2 separate regions of the Homo sapiens genome follow, and region 2 is linked to region 1. A link is a loop called in an ENCODE intact Hi-C map of the cell type or tissue named here. Cell type or tissue: right lobe of liver. All regions are shown on one strand.

Region 1 (8,000 bases):
TGATTTATATCTAGAGTGCCTACCCATAGCTGAAAATAACAGAATATATGTGTATGCGTATGTGTACGCATAATGGCTTAAAACCACTCTGCACAGCCCTCCCCTCTCTCCCTCTAGTACTAGGATTCAAGGCCTGTTAGCTGGGAATCACTGTTCCAACTTTTACATTAAGGAGTTTATTTAAAAATCATTTCCAATTGGAACTGTCTAATTACAAATGAATTTTTGATCTGAGCTCTTAAGTTTCCCGACGCCAGCAAACTAGAAGTGTTAGTCTGTTTAAGCTGCTATAACAAAAATACTGCAAACATGGTGGCTTATAGACAACAAATGTTTATTTCTGATAGTTCTGGAAGCTGAAAGTTTGAGACCAGGGTGCCAGCATGGCCGGGTTCCGGTGAAGTCCCCCTTCTGGGTTGCAGACTGCCAACCTCTCACTGTGTTTGCACATGGCAGAAGGGGTGAGGGTCTCTTGGGCCTCTTTTATAAGGGCACTAATCCCATTCATAAGGTGCTTCACCCTTATGAAGGGCTTCACCTCATAGGGGCTTCACCTCTTAAAGGTCCTGCCTCTTAGTACCATCACCTTAGCGGTTAGGATTTCAACATAGGAATTTTGGAGGGACACAAACATTCAGACTATAGCAGTAGAGCAGTCAAGATAAAATGAAAATGCCTGAGAAATTATTTAACCATGTTTCACATAAGAACAATAAAGGCATGTCATCAAATTATTTAGGCCAAACAAGTTGTAAAAATGTAAGGCTTGCAGGAATTCAGGAAAGGGAATTTGGCTAGGGGGCTGGGCTGGAAAGCTAAGCCCTGAACAATTTAGATTTTGACAAACACAAAGAATAGTCCAGATCAGAATGAAATGGCTGGAACAAAGGCTCAAAATTATAAAATATCTGGGATAGTTTCCTGCACATAGAGAATCTTCAGTGCTTTTTAAAGCTGTTGACTCCTCAGTGGATGAATGGGCAAACAACATTTGGTATATGTGAACACAGTAGAATACTATGTAGCCATAAAGAAAAGGAGAAAATCCTGTCATTTGTGACAAAAGGGATGAACCTGGAGGACATCGTGCTGTGTGAAATAAGTCAGGCACAGAAAAATATCACATGATCTCACTCATAAGTAGAATCTGAAAAAGTTTATCTCAAAGAAATAGAGTAGAATGCTGGTTGTCAGGGTCGGGGGAATCGGCGGGGGAGGGTTGGGAAGATGTCGTTCAAAGAATACAACACTTCAGTTAGATGGGACAAATACATTCAAGCACTCTATTGTATAACACGATGATTATAGTTAATAACAAGATATCGTACTCTCAAAAAATGCTGAGGGAGCGGATGTTAAGTGTTTCACCACAAAAATGATAATTATATAAGGTAATTTATGTTAACTAGCTGGATTTAATCATTCTACAACGTATATAAATACTTCAAAACATGTTGTATGTAATAGATACAATTGTGTCTGTCAATCTAAAAAGTAAAATAATAAAAAAAATAAAAATTTTGATTCAAATACATAAAGCATATATCGGAAAATTTAAACTTGAAAAAGAAAGATGGTGGCCGGGCACGGTGGCTCACAGCTGTAATCCCAGCACTTTGGGAGGCCGAGGCAGGCGGATCACCTGAGGTTGGGAGATCGAGCCCAGCCTAGCCAAAATGGTGAAACCCCATATCTACTAAAAATATATATATATAAATTAGCCGAGCATGGTGGCGCATGCCTGTAATCCCAGCTACTCGGGAGGCTGAGGCAGGAGAATCACTTAGACCCGGGAGACAGAGGTTGCAGTGAGCCAAGATCGTGTCATTGCACTCCGGCCTGGGCAACAAGAGTGAAACTCCTTCTCAAAAAAAAAAAAAAAGAAAAAGAGAAAAGAAAAAGAAAGATGGAGAAGTCATTAAGGACCAATTTTGGAGATTCTTGAATGACAAGCTTGCAAGTTCCCTATTTAATATCCCATTTTCCCTTCCAAAAATTCCCAGTAATATATTTCAGGTAAATTGAAGGGCAGTTAAAGATTGAGTGTGTAAACCCGTAGAGTCTCTCTTAAGTGAATAAGGGAGAAGACATCTGCCTATTTAAAGATACATAGAAATTAATATTGGTTAACTTGGGTAAGACATAATATGATTGTTTTCCACAAGTCACTTTGTTCCTTATATAGCAGGAATAGTTTGGCTCTTTTGGATCAAATAACTAAATTGTCATTACCTATGCTAGAATCATGAGGATGCTGAATTGAACAAAGAAACAAAATGGAAACAAGATAATCTCTTGTTAAGATTATCTCTTGGCCGGGTGTAGTGGCTCACGCCTGTAATCCCAGCACTTTGGGAAGTCAAGGTGGGTGGATCACCTGAGGTCAGGAGTTCCAGAACAGCCTGGCCACCATGGCAAAACCCCATCTCTACTAAAAATACAAAAATCAGCTGGACATGGTGGTGCATGCTTGTCGTCCCAGCTATCTGGGAGGCTGAGGCAGGAGAATCACTTGAACCCGGGAGGCAAAGGTTGCAGTCAGCTAAGATTGCACCACTGCACTCCAGCCTGGGTGACAGAGTGAGACTGTCTCAAAAAAAAAAAAAAATTATCTCTTGATAATCTGTATAAGAAAGAAAAAATATATATGTTGGTTCCACCTATTGATTAAATATCAGGAACCTCCAATGCTATAGAGGAGATTCCTTTTAATGTTGGGTGATAGCCCTACGGTCATGAATAAGAGATGGTTAGGAAGCATATATTTAATAGGTTTTTCCCTTGGTTTTATTTTATGTGTTCTGTCTTGGTATTTAATGTGTATGTAACATGTCTATTTAATGGATTTAAACTGCTAAATAATTAATCTGTGTGCTGGGTGATTTACTCACTGGATGGGCAAACGCCATAGAGAGACTTTTATCTTGAGGTCAGTATATTGGTAGGCCTGGTTATGAGTACATCAAATGGAAGTGTCCTTGTCTGTGACTGAACTATGACAATTGGCAGTTTATTTTTTTCCCAAGGCAACTCCTCCTAGATCTTTTCTGCTGTCTTAGCCTGAGTCATGGATGAGATTCACTTGTGGGATATATCCCTGTGGACATCCCTGAGGTGCTGTACAACTCCCTGGGTGATAACCATCATTCCACTCCTCTCCCCCACTCATGAAGGTGTATTACAATTAGAGTAAATAGAGTCTTGTAATCATGGGGAAACTGAATCTTCTATACGTAACTTAAAAAGTAAAGATAACTAAGTTAGGTATTTTGTTGGTGAAAAAATAACTTTTCTAAAGTAATAGTTCTACCCATGTTTAGTATTTGTGTCCACTCAGATGATCATATTGGCGATGGGGACTGCTGATTAAATTGCCAAACTTGAAATCATTGGGTAAATATAGAGGATAGCTAAGGTCTCCAAAGCAAGTCTGAGGCAAGTATTCAGGTATCTGCAATTCACTGAAAGAGTGTTCTCCAGGAAAAACCTGTAAGGAAAAGCAGAATAAGGAAGAAGGAGGAACCAAACAAGGATGGGGTCTTAGGTAAAGTCTAGCCTAAGTCTAATCCAGAAGGGAGATTTCTGGAACATAAACTGTACCTCAGACCCATTTCCACCTTGAGATAATGAGGCTAGCTTTTTAAAAAATCTCCATGTTAATCACTTCCTAAGCTACCTCTTAAGTGGGGTTCCAGAAGTGGTGGGGGTCAAAAATCTTTGATTTTGCTTATATATGTGAGAATATTGTGAAAAAAGTTTTTTGATTTTACAGTGGGAGGAGCCATCCCTAAGGGTGAGTGGGTATCTGCCCAGTGGTCTTTTGAATATGACTTGACTTTTCCAGGACTGTATAATGGAGGAGAAGTAGCTTCTATCCTGAGGAAATTATGTCTAATGGTTCAGTATCCCGGGGGTTCTCCTGGCCTGTGTGGTGGAACACATCTGACCCTGGCAGGACACTCAAATACCATCAAGTAACTGATGGCCCAATTAAAGTGAGGTGCAACCTTGAGCGATTATCTGGTTAATTTGGCATCTACCCAGGTGATTGGCTCCCAAATTAGAAAAACATTAAGGCTAAACTAAAAGTTATTTCATAGGGACTTTCACAAGTGCTCATCTGCATCTGATTTCTCAACTGCCTCGTTGAGCCAGGTTACAAAATAATCAGATGTGCTGAGTGTGATCAGCATCGAATGAGAGGACACATGCCTTTCTTACCCAACTGCAGTCATCCAGGCAAGAGCTTTACTTAAGTTGTCATGAAGAGGGGAGCTGTGCACTTGGCTCTCAAAAGCAAATTTGGTGTCTTTATCAAGTTATTGATCATATACGTACCAGTAGTAGGAGGATGTCATTACTCATCTTACTGTGAAAACTGACAGAATTACACGTGAAAGCCTTTGCAAACCTAAAGGTGTTTATAACAATATAAGAAGGTTTGGGCTTTTTTTTTTTTCTCTTAGTATCCATACCAAACACTTAGAGATAGCCATGAAATCACCAGTAAATCCCAGTTCTGTGCTTCTCAATTTTTGCTGCAGATTACAATCATCTGGGGAACTCTTTACTATCCTGATGGCATACCATACTCGTTATCAACTAATTCAGTCTCTGATCCTAGGACCCAGGCATTTTTCCTTAAAGCTCCCCAGGTGTGATTCCGAAGAACAACAGAATTTGAGAACTATTGCTTTAATTGATCAGGTTTAAAAAGCCATTGAATTTTCCTAAAATATTGATTATCAGGCTTTATCGTGCATCACAGTAATCTAGAGGACATGTTAATACACAGATTGCTGAACTCTACCCTGAGAATTTCTGATATAGTAGCTCTAGAGTGGGGCCTGGGAATTTATATTTCTAACAAGTGATGTTGATGCTGATGCTGCTTATCCAAGACCACCGTTTGAGAACCACTATCCTAAAATAGGAAATCTGTCCTACACAGAGGGCTTTTGTTGTTGTTTTTAAAAATTGAACATAGTCTCCCTACCAAAACATCTGATTTTGGATCAAAAAGCACTCTGAATCCGAAGTACCCCTGTATGAGAGAAAGAGCAGGCATCAGAGATTCCAACCATGGCTGAAGGCCCCATTTCAACAAGAGAGTGAATAGGAATAAAGCACACAGAATGTCTTGACAGACTACCATGTGAGGCTTGAGCTAAAGTGCTGCATGGCATGACTCTGGTAGTTAAAGCCAACTGAGGGGAGACATTGAAAGCTGATAAATATTATGATAAATATTATGATCATCCCTTACATCAATTCCCCCAAAGAAATGCAGTGAGTCAGAGTTTAAAATATTACTCTAGAATGCAGCCTAAGGCATCACTGAGCATTAATACTTTATATACAATCCTATAACCAAAATATCTGAATCTTCTGTAAAACTGCTGTGAAGAGATGATCCATCTTGAAGTCCTTAGTCCTTTTCATAAAAATATTTCCAATAAATTTCTCATAAAATGTAGAACTTCTCTCTTAAAAGAAGAAAAGTTTGCATCTTCTAGTAAAGAGGCAAAGTTTTTCATCAGTCAGTAAGAAATATGTTATTTTTCTCTTTGCCCAGTCTGGGATTAATTTAACTCTATTGTATTAATTCTAGTGAGATTGTTTTCTACCCTTCCCCTGTTTGAATTGAGTCATATTGTAAATGTATTTACTACTTTATGTCTTTTACCATTATCTACCCCAAGTTCTTTGAATTTGTGAATGAATAAATAAATGAAGTAACTATTTTTCCCCCTCCACCACCTTCTGGCAAAATTGATTGCATTTGGGGAGCCTAATCTAAGGAGTATTAATTAGACTGACATTCAAGATTTGGTAGTGGGGGGTGATTCATCAAGATAGTCAAAAGGGAAGCCCCAGACCCTTTTTCCCCAATGGACCAGTTGCCATTGAAAGAAATAAAACCAGTTAAGAGATTTCTGCACTCCAGTCAAGTGTAAAGCCAATAGCATTAAAGCACTGTAGAAAAATTTATGGCACTCGCTTGCTGGAGCACCTCCCACTCCCCACAGCGTAGCACAGAGCTATCAGTAGAAAACTTCCAATTCCTAATTTCTTGCTGGGGAGGGAAAGAAAAGAGTGGAAGGTATATCCAGTGTTTTTACTTTTGAGGGGGAAGTACTACCTAAGGGAGTGGTTTCCGTTTTGCCTGAATCTAAGTGATGACAGAAACTGGGCTATGTGGGAGGCCCCCTGAGAACAAAGTCTTATCAACATGGCTTGGTCTGGTATCAGGCTGTACCACAGACACTAGGGGAGGTCCAGTACCAACAGAGGGAAATTTAATGCTTCCTGCAGCACTAGAAAGTCCACAGTACCTGATAAAGACACCAAGGGAAGCTCCTGAGTAGAAACCAACAAATCTTCAATTAGGGGATTACATACAAAAGCCCAGAGAAGATGCATCATCAGAAAAGGCTTGAGAGATTTGCGGAATCTCTAGCTGGACTGATTGCTCTCAGACTGCAAAGACTAGGAGAAGTGTCTGATTTTTTAAATGCCAGAATTCCAGCAGAAGATAATAAAGCACACAAAGAAACCAGAAGACATGGCCCAACCAAAGGAACAAATTATATCTACAGAAATCAACCCTAAAGAAACAGAGGTATATCAATTACCAAAGAATTCTAATTATTCTCATAAAGACGCTCAAGGAATTAAGAGACAGTACAGATAGATAACTAAAGGAAATCAGGTAAATGATGCATGAACAAAATGAGAGTATCAACGAGATAAAAGATGAAAATGAGCCCAAAGAAATTCTGGAGGTGAAGAATATAGTAAGTGAATTCAGAATATAGTACTCAATTTACTAGAGAGATTCAACAACAGGCTTGACCAGACAGAAAAAAATAATCAGCAATTCAAAGACAGAACATTAGAAATTATTGAGGCAGAGGAGCAAAACGGAAAAAATAAGAAAAGTGAAGAAAGCTGAAGGGTCTATGGGACATCATCAAGTGCAACAATATAAGTGTTATGTAATTTGCAGACAATAAAGAGAGAAAATGGCAGAGAGCCTATCTGAAGAAAAAATGGCTGAAAACTTCCTGAGTCTGAGCAAGGAAATGGATTCACAAATTTTAGAAGCTCAAGAACTGCAGCTAGGATGAATCCAAAGAGATCTACACTGAGACACATTATAATCAAAGTGTCAAAAGTCAGAGACCAAAAGAAAATCCTGAAAGCAGCAAGAGAAAAGCAACCCATCACAAACAAGTGTGCATCTGTAAGATTATCAACAGATTTTTCAGCAGGAACTGCATGCTAGAAGGGAGAGAGATGATCTACTCAAAGTGCTGAAAGAAGGAGCTGCCAATCAAGAATACTATATCCGGTAAAACTGTCCTTCCAAAATGAGGGAGAAGTGGAGACTTTCCCAGATAAACAAAAGCTGAATGAGTTTATCACCACTAGGTTTACCCTGCAAGAAATGCTGAAGGGAGTCCTTCAAGTTGAAATGAAAGGATGATAAACAACACAAAACTATATGAAAATTTAAAACTCCTAGATAAAGGTAAACATACAGACAAATATAAAATCCTGTAATATTGTAGGTACAAAAATCACTTTTATAAAAATCTGGTATAGAATGTTTTAAAAAGTATAAAAGGTAACTATAAATCTATGTTAATAACTGTACAGTATAAAAGGAGGTAATTTGTGTCATCAGTAACAAAGTGGGGCAGCAGGATGTAAATAGTTTTTATACATGATTGAAGTTAAATTGTTGCCAGCTTGAATAGATTATTATAACTTTAAGATGTGCTATATAATTACAGTGGTAACCACAAAGATAATATCTATATAATATACAAGAAGAGAAATGAGCAGTGAATGAAAACATATCATTTTTAAAAATAAAGGAAACACAAGGCTGGGTGCAGTGGCTCACGCCCGTAATCCCAGCACTTTGGGAGGCTGAGACAGGCACATCACTTGAGGCCAGGAGTTTGAGACCAGCCTGGCCAACATGGTGAAAC
Region 2 (8,000 bases), 140 kb before region 1:
CTATATGATAATTACAGGGTATAGTTTTGTCTGGCTCTCTCACTGGTCCACATACACCCTGAGAACTGAATTGGATCCATGTTTTTATATTTTACTTGGTATTAAACATTGGTACATAGTAGATGTTCAGAGGTTTCAAACACAGTTGGCAGTTGTTCTGTCTAGGATATTAGCTTCATTTTACTCTAACCAGCCATTTATCCTACATAAAATTCAAGGTCAGTAATCACCTGAGATTTCTAAGAAGGGATTATTATTAATTAATTACTGATGCTGTCAAGAACTTGTTAATTCTCCTCTATGTTTGAATAATCAAGTACCTTTGGGCAAATGTGCTGTAAAAACTTGAGTTATCCATACTCAGTATGGAGATTTCTTTTGTTTATTTTTCCTTCTTCCCATAAATATTTAATGAATACCAACTGGATAGCAAGCAATGCGTTGGACACAGGGAATGCATCAATGAACTAGACAGATATGAAGTCTACATCCAGTAGGGAAGACAGACATTGAACAAGTAACCTCAAGTGTGGTGAATGTTAGGAAGATTGAAGGTCTTGAAGGAACGAAGGGCAGAATAAGCAGTAGAAAAGCGGGAATGAAGAGCTGACCTAAAAGTAGTGTTTGTATATAAGGTAATTTTTCAACTTTTTAATTTCAGGAATACACGTGCAGGTTTGTTACATAGGTAAACTTGTGTCATGAGGGTTTGTTGTACAGATTATTTCATAGCCCAGATATTAAGCATAGTACCCATTAGTTATTTTCCTTGATCCTCTCCTTCCTCCTACCCTATGACCTCCGATAGGTCCCAGTATCTGTTGTTCCCTTCTATGTGTCGATGTGTTCTCATCATTTAGCTTCCACTTATAAGTAAGAACATGCAGTGTTTGATTTTCTGTTCCTGCGTTAGTTTGCTAAGGATAATGGCTCCATCCGTGTCTCTGCAAGGGACATGATCTCATTGTGTATGTACCACATTTTCTTTATCAGTCTATCATTGATGCGCTTTTAGGTTGATTCCGTGTCTTTGCTATTGTGAATAGTACTGCAGTGAACATACACATGTGTGTGTCTTTATAATAGAATGATTTATATTCCTTTGGGTATATACACAGTAATGGGAATGCTGGGTCGAATGACATTTCCATCTTTACATCTTTGAGGGATCGCCACACTGTCTTCCACAATGCTTGAATTAATTTACACTCCCAGCAATAGTATATAAGTCTTCATTTTTCTCTATAACCTTGCCAGCATCTGTTATTTTTTTACTTTTTAATATGGCCATTCTGACTGGTGTGAGGTGGTATCTCATTGTGGTTTTGATTTGCATTTTTCTAATGATCAGTGATGTCAAGCTTTTTTTTTTTTTTTTTTTTTTTAGACTGAGTCTCGCTGTGTCGCGCAGGCTGGAGTGCAGTGGCTCGATCTCAGCTCTCCACAAGCTCCGCCTCCCGGGTTCATGCCATTCTCCCGCCTCAGCCTCCCAAGTAGCTAGGACTACAGGCACGTGCCACCACGCCCAGCTAATTTTGTTTTTGTATTTTTAGTAGAGACGGGGTTTCACCATGTTAGCCAGGATGGTTTCGATCTCCTGACCTCGTGATCCGCCCACCTCGGCCTCCCAAAGTGCTGGGATTACAGGCGTAAGCCACCACACGCAGCTGATGTTGAGCTTTTTTATATGACTGTTGGCTGCATGTATGTCTTCATTTGAAAAGTGTCTATTCATGTCTTTTGCCCACTTTTTAAAGTGGTGGTTTTTTCTTGTAAATTTAAGTTCCTTATAGATGCTAGATATTAGACCTTAATCAGATACATAGTTTGCGAAGACTTTCTCCCATTCTGTGTGTTGTCTCTTTACTCTGTTGATAGTTTCTTTTGCTGTGCAGAAGATCTTCAGTTTAATTAAATCCCATTTGTCAATTTTTGCTTTAGTTGCAATTGCTTTTGTTGTCTTTGTAATGAAATCTTTGCCCGTGCCTATGTCCTGAATGGTATTGCCCAGGTGTTGTCTTCCAGAATTTTTATAGTTTTGGGTTTTATGTTTAAGTCTTTTATCCTTCAGTTAATTTTTGTGTATGGTATAAGAAAGGGGTCCACTTTCAATATTCTGCATATGGCTAGCCAGTTATCCCGGCACCATTTATTGAATAAGGAATCCTTTCCCCGTTGTTTGGTTTTGTCAGGTTTGTTGAAGGTGAGATCGTTGCAGGTGTGCAGTCTTATTTCTGGGTTCTCTATTCTGTTCCATTGGTCTGTGTGTCTGTTTTTGTACCAATACCATGCTGTTTTGGTTACTGTGTCCCTATAGTATAGTTTGAAGTTGGGTAGCATGATGCCTCCAGCTTTGTTATTTTGCTTAGGATTGCCTTGGCTATTCGGGCTTTTTTTTTTTGTTCCATATGAATTTTAAAATAGTATTTTAGATGTTTAAGGAGAGGTATAAAGTGGAGGGATACAAAAAAAAGAGCAAGACATTTCAAGTGAGGAGAAAACATAGACTGTAGCATTCATCCATTCAGATATTTTTCTGAGTGCCTACTCTGTGCTGGGCAGATAAACAAAGCCAGACCCAGTCCCTCATCTTAACTAGTTCATGTTCTAGTATGGAAGGAAAATGTTCATCAAGTAATCACACTAGAAATATGTGATCACCAATTGAGACAAATGCTAAGAAAATGGTAGTGGTTCTATAATGTTTGTGACAAAGGAAATTAACATAGAGAGCATTAAGAAAAACTTCACTAAGAAAATGATTGTAACTGAGATCTGAAGGATCAGTAAGGATTAAAAAGGAAATGTTTTCTAGACAGAAAATACAGAATGTACAAAGGTGCTGTGGTGGCATAGAGCATGGTATTTTCAAGGGATTCGAAGAAGACCTGCCTGTGTGGCTGGAGGGCACAGAGCAAGGCTGAATGCAGCAGAGCAGAAAGTGGTGGGAGGGAGGAAGAAAAGGGAAGAGAGTTTGTCCTGCATTTTAGCTCAAGATTTACTGAGGCCACTATGCTTAAGCGTGTCACTTTACTGACTTAAGATTAGGAAAATTCTCATATGGTCCCATTAAGCATGCTCAGTGTCTTGAAGTCTACATGGTATGCAAGACAGTAGCTTTCTGTAAGTCTAATCATCAGTTCACACATCGTCAACCATCCACCTGTAACAATAACAGGAGCTAACACTTCTCACTTGCTTTGCATGTACCAGCCATTAAATTAGGAATTCTCTTTTTTAATACTTACCTCAACACTAGACACCTGTACTCTTGATGTTCCCATTTTACGAAGGAGAGAACTCAGACATAAAAAAATTAAATAACTTGCCAAACTTCACACAGCTGGGAAGTTGAAGGGCTAGGGTATGATTCCAGGTAATTTGACTTCAGTACTTGAATTATTAATCACCACACTATACTGGCTTTCTGATATTTTTACTATGGTGAAAATGCATTTCCGTCAGAGGGAATAATTTGTTTGAGAAACTCAAAACTGAGTTTAGAATTTGATGGTAATAAAATACCCAGACTCAATTTCTAAATGCCGTACTGTCAACTAAACTCCACTTGCATCCATAGGTGAAAAGGTGAAGCCGTGTTTTGTTCTTTTGCCAGTAAGTGGCAGTGCTGAGTGTAGTACAAAGAGATAGAGGATAGGGTTTCAATATCACCACTCGTACTTGTCGTCACTGAGTTTCTGCACGGAGATGAAAGGATGAGATTGAAGATGCTAACGAAGTCAGGAAAAGCCCACTTAACCGACAGTGCTAGAGAATGGAGCTCAAGTAATGCTGATAGTGCTTTTTTTCCGGGTTAAGAAGACATTTCTCCTGGCTCCCCTTCCTAGAGTATGTCTCACATAGTTATTTTAAGAATTAGAAAACATATGTGAAGTACCTGGTCTGTAGTAAAAAGGGAAACTATTTGTTTTCCTGGGATTAGACAGCTAATCAAATACTGCTCTACTAGCCTGCTGTGTATTTTTAATTTTGCTTAATAATTTTAAATTATTAATCATCAATTAAATATGGGATAGCTATAATTAGATATTTTATATGCCTTAGAGTTTTTAATACCTGTGAATAGCTGCACATATAAGTTCCTCTGTCGTCTTTGTTTCTAGTTATAAAACAGGTGCCCTCAGAGAGCATCCTACAGATTGATAAAGCAAGTGCCACCTGGAGAAACCTAATTCCTTATTCAAGAAATCTTCATATGCCAAGAAATACATAGCAAGTAATAACCTAAAACTGATCAAAATAAATATTTAGTGACTGTTTCTTCAATGATGACACTGTACCCACACACACAGAAACTAACATTGTTGGTGCTGGAAAGGACAAATCACCAGCTTTGAAAATGTATCATGAACTTAGGGATTTGGGCAGTGGGAGAGGAACAGCCTTCCAGAATTTGATCAGCTGTCTATAGCATTTCCAAATGAATCCTACTTTATGATGGCCCTTGAGAAGGCATCCCTCATCACCACTCTTTCCAAATCAGAGTTAAAGCCCAGAGTCACAATAGGGCTTCCTTTGGGGGTTTGGTTCAAAATTTAAATATCACCTGTCTCTGCCACTCTGGTTAATGTGGCCTTCTTCAGTGACTGCCTCTCTCAATGCCCTGTGGATTTCCTTCACCTTTCTCCTGATCGCATCTATAATTTTATCTATAAGTCTACCTTTTGCTTTGTCAGTCCCACTAGAAACTCCACCAGTGCTTCACACACAGTGTTAGATACATTTTTTAGATAATCAGGCTAGTCCAAATGACCATCAGTTAGTGAGTGGATAAAGAACTGTGGTATACATATATATGATGGAATACCACTCAACCATAAAAAGAGAATGAGTTAGTGGCATTCGCAGCAACCTGGATGAGATTGGAGACGATTATTCTAAGTGAAGTCACTCAGGAATGGAAAACCAAACATCGTATATTTTCACTCATAAGTGGGAGCTAAGCTATGAGGACGCAAAGGCATAAGAATGATACAATGGAATTTTGGGACGCGGCGGGGAAAGGTGGGAAGAGGATGAGGGATAAAAGGCTACAAATTGGGTTCAGCGTATACTGCTTGGGTCATGGGTGCACCAAAATCTGACAGATCACCAGTAAAGAACTTACTCATGTAACCAAATACCCCCTGTTCCCCCAAATCCTATGGAAATAAAAAATTAAAAATTCAGGAGATGCAATAGTAGCAGAGCACAACGAAATAACAGAATTAAGGACACATTCGCCATATGTCTCTTTTATATTGAGAACACAGCAATATTAATGACCAGATGATGACCTTCAACCTAAACTGGAAGTTGTGTGACAAAGTCCATGTTGGTTTGGAAGCTAAAGGTGGAAAGTGAGATTAAATACTATAGGGCATGGAATGGTAGTGACCTGCAACTTGGAGCTGATGTAAGGACTTGATAAGTCAAAGCTCACTAGGATGCAATACTAGAAAAAATGGTCTTGGTGTATCACATGGATTAAGTGAGATTAAAAGTAGTTTTTTTATTAGATCTCAAAAAAAATATACCAGGCTAATAAGTCATTCCATGTAAAAGCGAGGGTGACAAAGAGAAGCTGGTAAGAAAGGCAACCTTGAAAGTCTTCACACTTTAGAGCTAAACATGCAAAATATATTCAGAGACAAGATGAATGTGCTTTCCTTTTGGAAGTGATATTGATCTGGGGAGAGGGGGAGGGTGATCTTCCAAAGACTTTATTTCTTTTGTTATCAAGTGATTGGTGTGAGTGCACCCTTTTGATCAGAGGTATGTAGACATGCTTGAGTAACAGCTCTCTCTCTCCTCTTATTGAACTGCTTTTTGTGATTGATTTTTAAAATAAACGAATTGTTTGCTTCAGCTAATCAGGGACTAGTTAGTGTATCCTGAAAAAGGAAGTTTATATAAGTGCTCTTTATTACCTTTACTGAGTGAGTGGGCTTTTTTGTTTTTGTTTTTGTTTTTGTTTTTTAAATTTTCAGTTAGTTGCCCCATTGACAGACAATAGAGATAACAGTGAGTCCATGGAATACCTCATGGTGGAAAATGCACAGCCGATTAGAAAAATGTTCTACTTGAGCGTACCAAACTAATCCCAAACAGTGAATTCTGATCCCCTTTCTGTCTCAGATTTTCTCTATGATCACGTCTTACGATAATAAGAAGCAAAGTCTCTAATGGAAGTTCATCAGTGGCAACAACTGTGGCTAACCTGACAACCCAGCACCTAGTACAGTGCTCACAGGCAGCTGGTGTTCAATAAAAGCTTCTTACATAGCTCACCTTCTCAGTATTTTTGTGTTTTTTTCCTTTAAGTGGTTAGAAGGCAGAATTTAAAATATTGTCACATAGCAGTGGGCGTGTAAGGTCATCTGCTGTTTGCCAACCAAATGGTGAGGCTAGAAAACATTTGCATATAAATGTTACATTTGGTTGAGGCTTTTAAATTACAGAAATGTAGGTAAAATGGTCAGAGTGGCAGTTAGAGATGAACAAATGTTTTACATCTGTGGAGCCTTCATATTTATTGCTTTGAGTGTCATTGCCATTTCCTGCTGGAAATTAAACATCACAAATGTATCCTTCATTTGACCAGGTGGCCTCGATGCTTCTGAAATGAATGGCGAATCCGGTAATATAAATTGTAATCACATCACAAGCATCTTCCTCTTAACCTTGGTAATGATGTGAAATAGTGCATTTTAAGCTTGTTTTGAAGGTTAAGCAGGAAATCTTATCTTGGATAATTAATATTTCAACAAAAATCAATGTGGCTACAGTTAGCAGGTAGGTAATCTGACTAATTGGCTCAATATTAAATTTGTTAACTACAAATTGTCTTTCAGCTGAAATTGTATTGGTAGAAACAAGGAAATTGGTGAAGTATTTACTAGATTTGTAGCACAGTCTTGTTCAGCTTGCTGTAGAGAGCTTGTGATTTAAACATGGTGGACCAATGGGAGCTCATTCTCCAGCCACCTCCACAGCAGTCCTGATGACTTCCCCTATCTACTTTATAATGGCACTTAGGCTGAGGCAGGAACATTTCCTCAGGAAATTGTCACCGTGTCCACAGAAAGTGGGTTGGTCCTCTGTGTCTACTGCTTCACTTTCTCCTTAATAATCCAAGCCAGCACTTTATGCCTTGAAAAAAATAACTAATAGTTAAGTTGTCTATATCGTTTTCCTTTTTAGAAAGTACTTTCAAATCTGTTTTATCTTTTAGTCTTTACAAAGGCCTGTGAGGTATGATTTATCATCATCACCATCCCCATCTTACACATGTAGAATGTGAAGCTCAGAAATAGGAAGTGACTTCCTCAAGTTCGTGATCCCATTAAGGGACAGATCCGAGGATCAAAACCCAGACTTTTGACTTCAAGTCTTGAAGTCTTTTCATTGTACCATATCTTCATTTAAAATGGGGTCCACCCTGAAGCCAAAGAAACACATCCTTACTAGTAGGTATCTGACATTTGTCTTATTTTGTGAAAAAGATATTTTGGGAGCACACCTTCAAATGCTGGTTCCCAAAACTTACCTATACTGAAATTTCCACCAGTCTACGCAAATATGCACTACATTATTAAAATAAGGTGGCCAGGCACGGTGGCTCACACGTGTAATCCCAGCACTTTGGGAGGCCGAGGCGGGCAGATCATGAGGTCAGGAGTTCAAGACCAGCCTGGCCAATATGGTGAAACCCCATCTCTACTAAAAATACAAAAACAATTAGTCGGGCGTGGTGGCGCACACCTGTAGTCCTAGCTATCCTGGTGGCTGAGGCAGAAGAATCACTTGAACCCGGGAGGCAGAGGTTGCCATGAGCCGAGATTGTGCCACTGCACTCCAGCCTGGGCAACAGAGTGAGACTCTGTCTCAAAAAAAAAAAAAACAGAAACAAAACAAAAGGCAGTGTTTAGTCAATTAAAGGACAGTTTTTCTGTTGATACTATCTTTCTGTAATTTTTCACGTTGAAAAGTTCTGTCTT

Evidence for each region. Peaks named below come from ENCODE experiments on the same cell type or tissue, not always from the same donor. Only the 100,000 strongest peaks of a DNase experiment are listed, where the experiment ranks them.
Region 2: a loop joins it to region 1, with 4 times the contacts of the local background. A loop is called at or near these places in 6 of 110 quality-filtered maps.

Annotation. Positions count from the first base shown.
Region 1 is chr3:2,904,978-2,912,977 of GRCh38, forward strand. The region is part of intron 12 of CNTN4 (contactin 4); the gene reads left to right. Among named protein-coding and RNA genes, the nearest start is that of CNTN4-AS1, 150 kb to the right of the region's middle. In right lobe of liver, no CTCF peak of the experiment used is centred here; a DNase peak (open chromatin) is centred at 4,174.
Region 2 is chr3:2,761,576-2,769,575 of GRCh38, forward strand. All of the region lies in intron 6 of CNTN4 (contactin 4), which reads left to right. Among named protein-coding and RNA genes, the nearest start is that of CNTN4-AS1, 300 kb to the right of the region's middle. RefSeq lists an enhancer at 3,438-3,990. In right lobe of liver, a CTCF peak has its summit at 3,607 (motif pointing right); no DNase peak of the experiment used is centred here.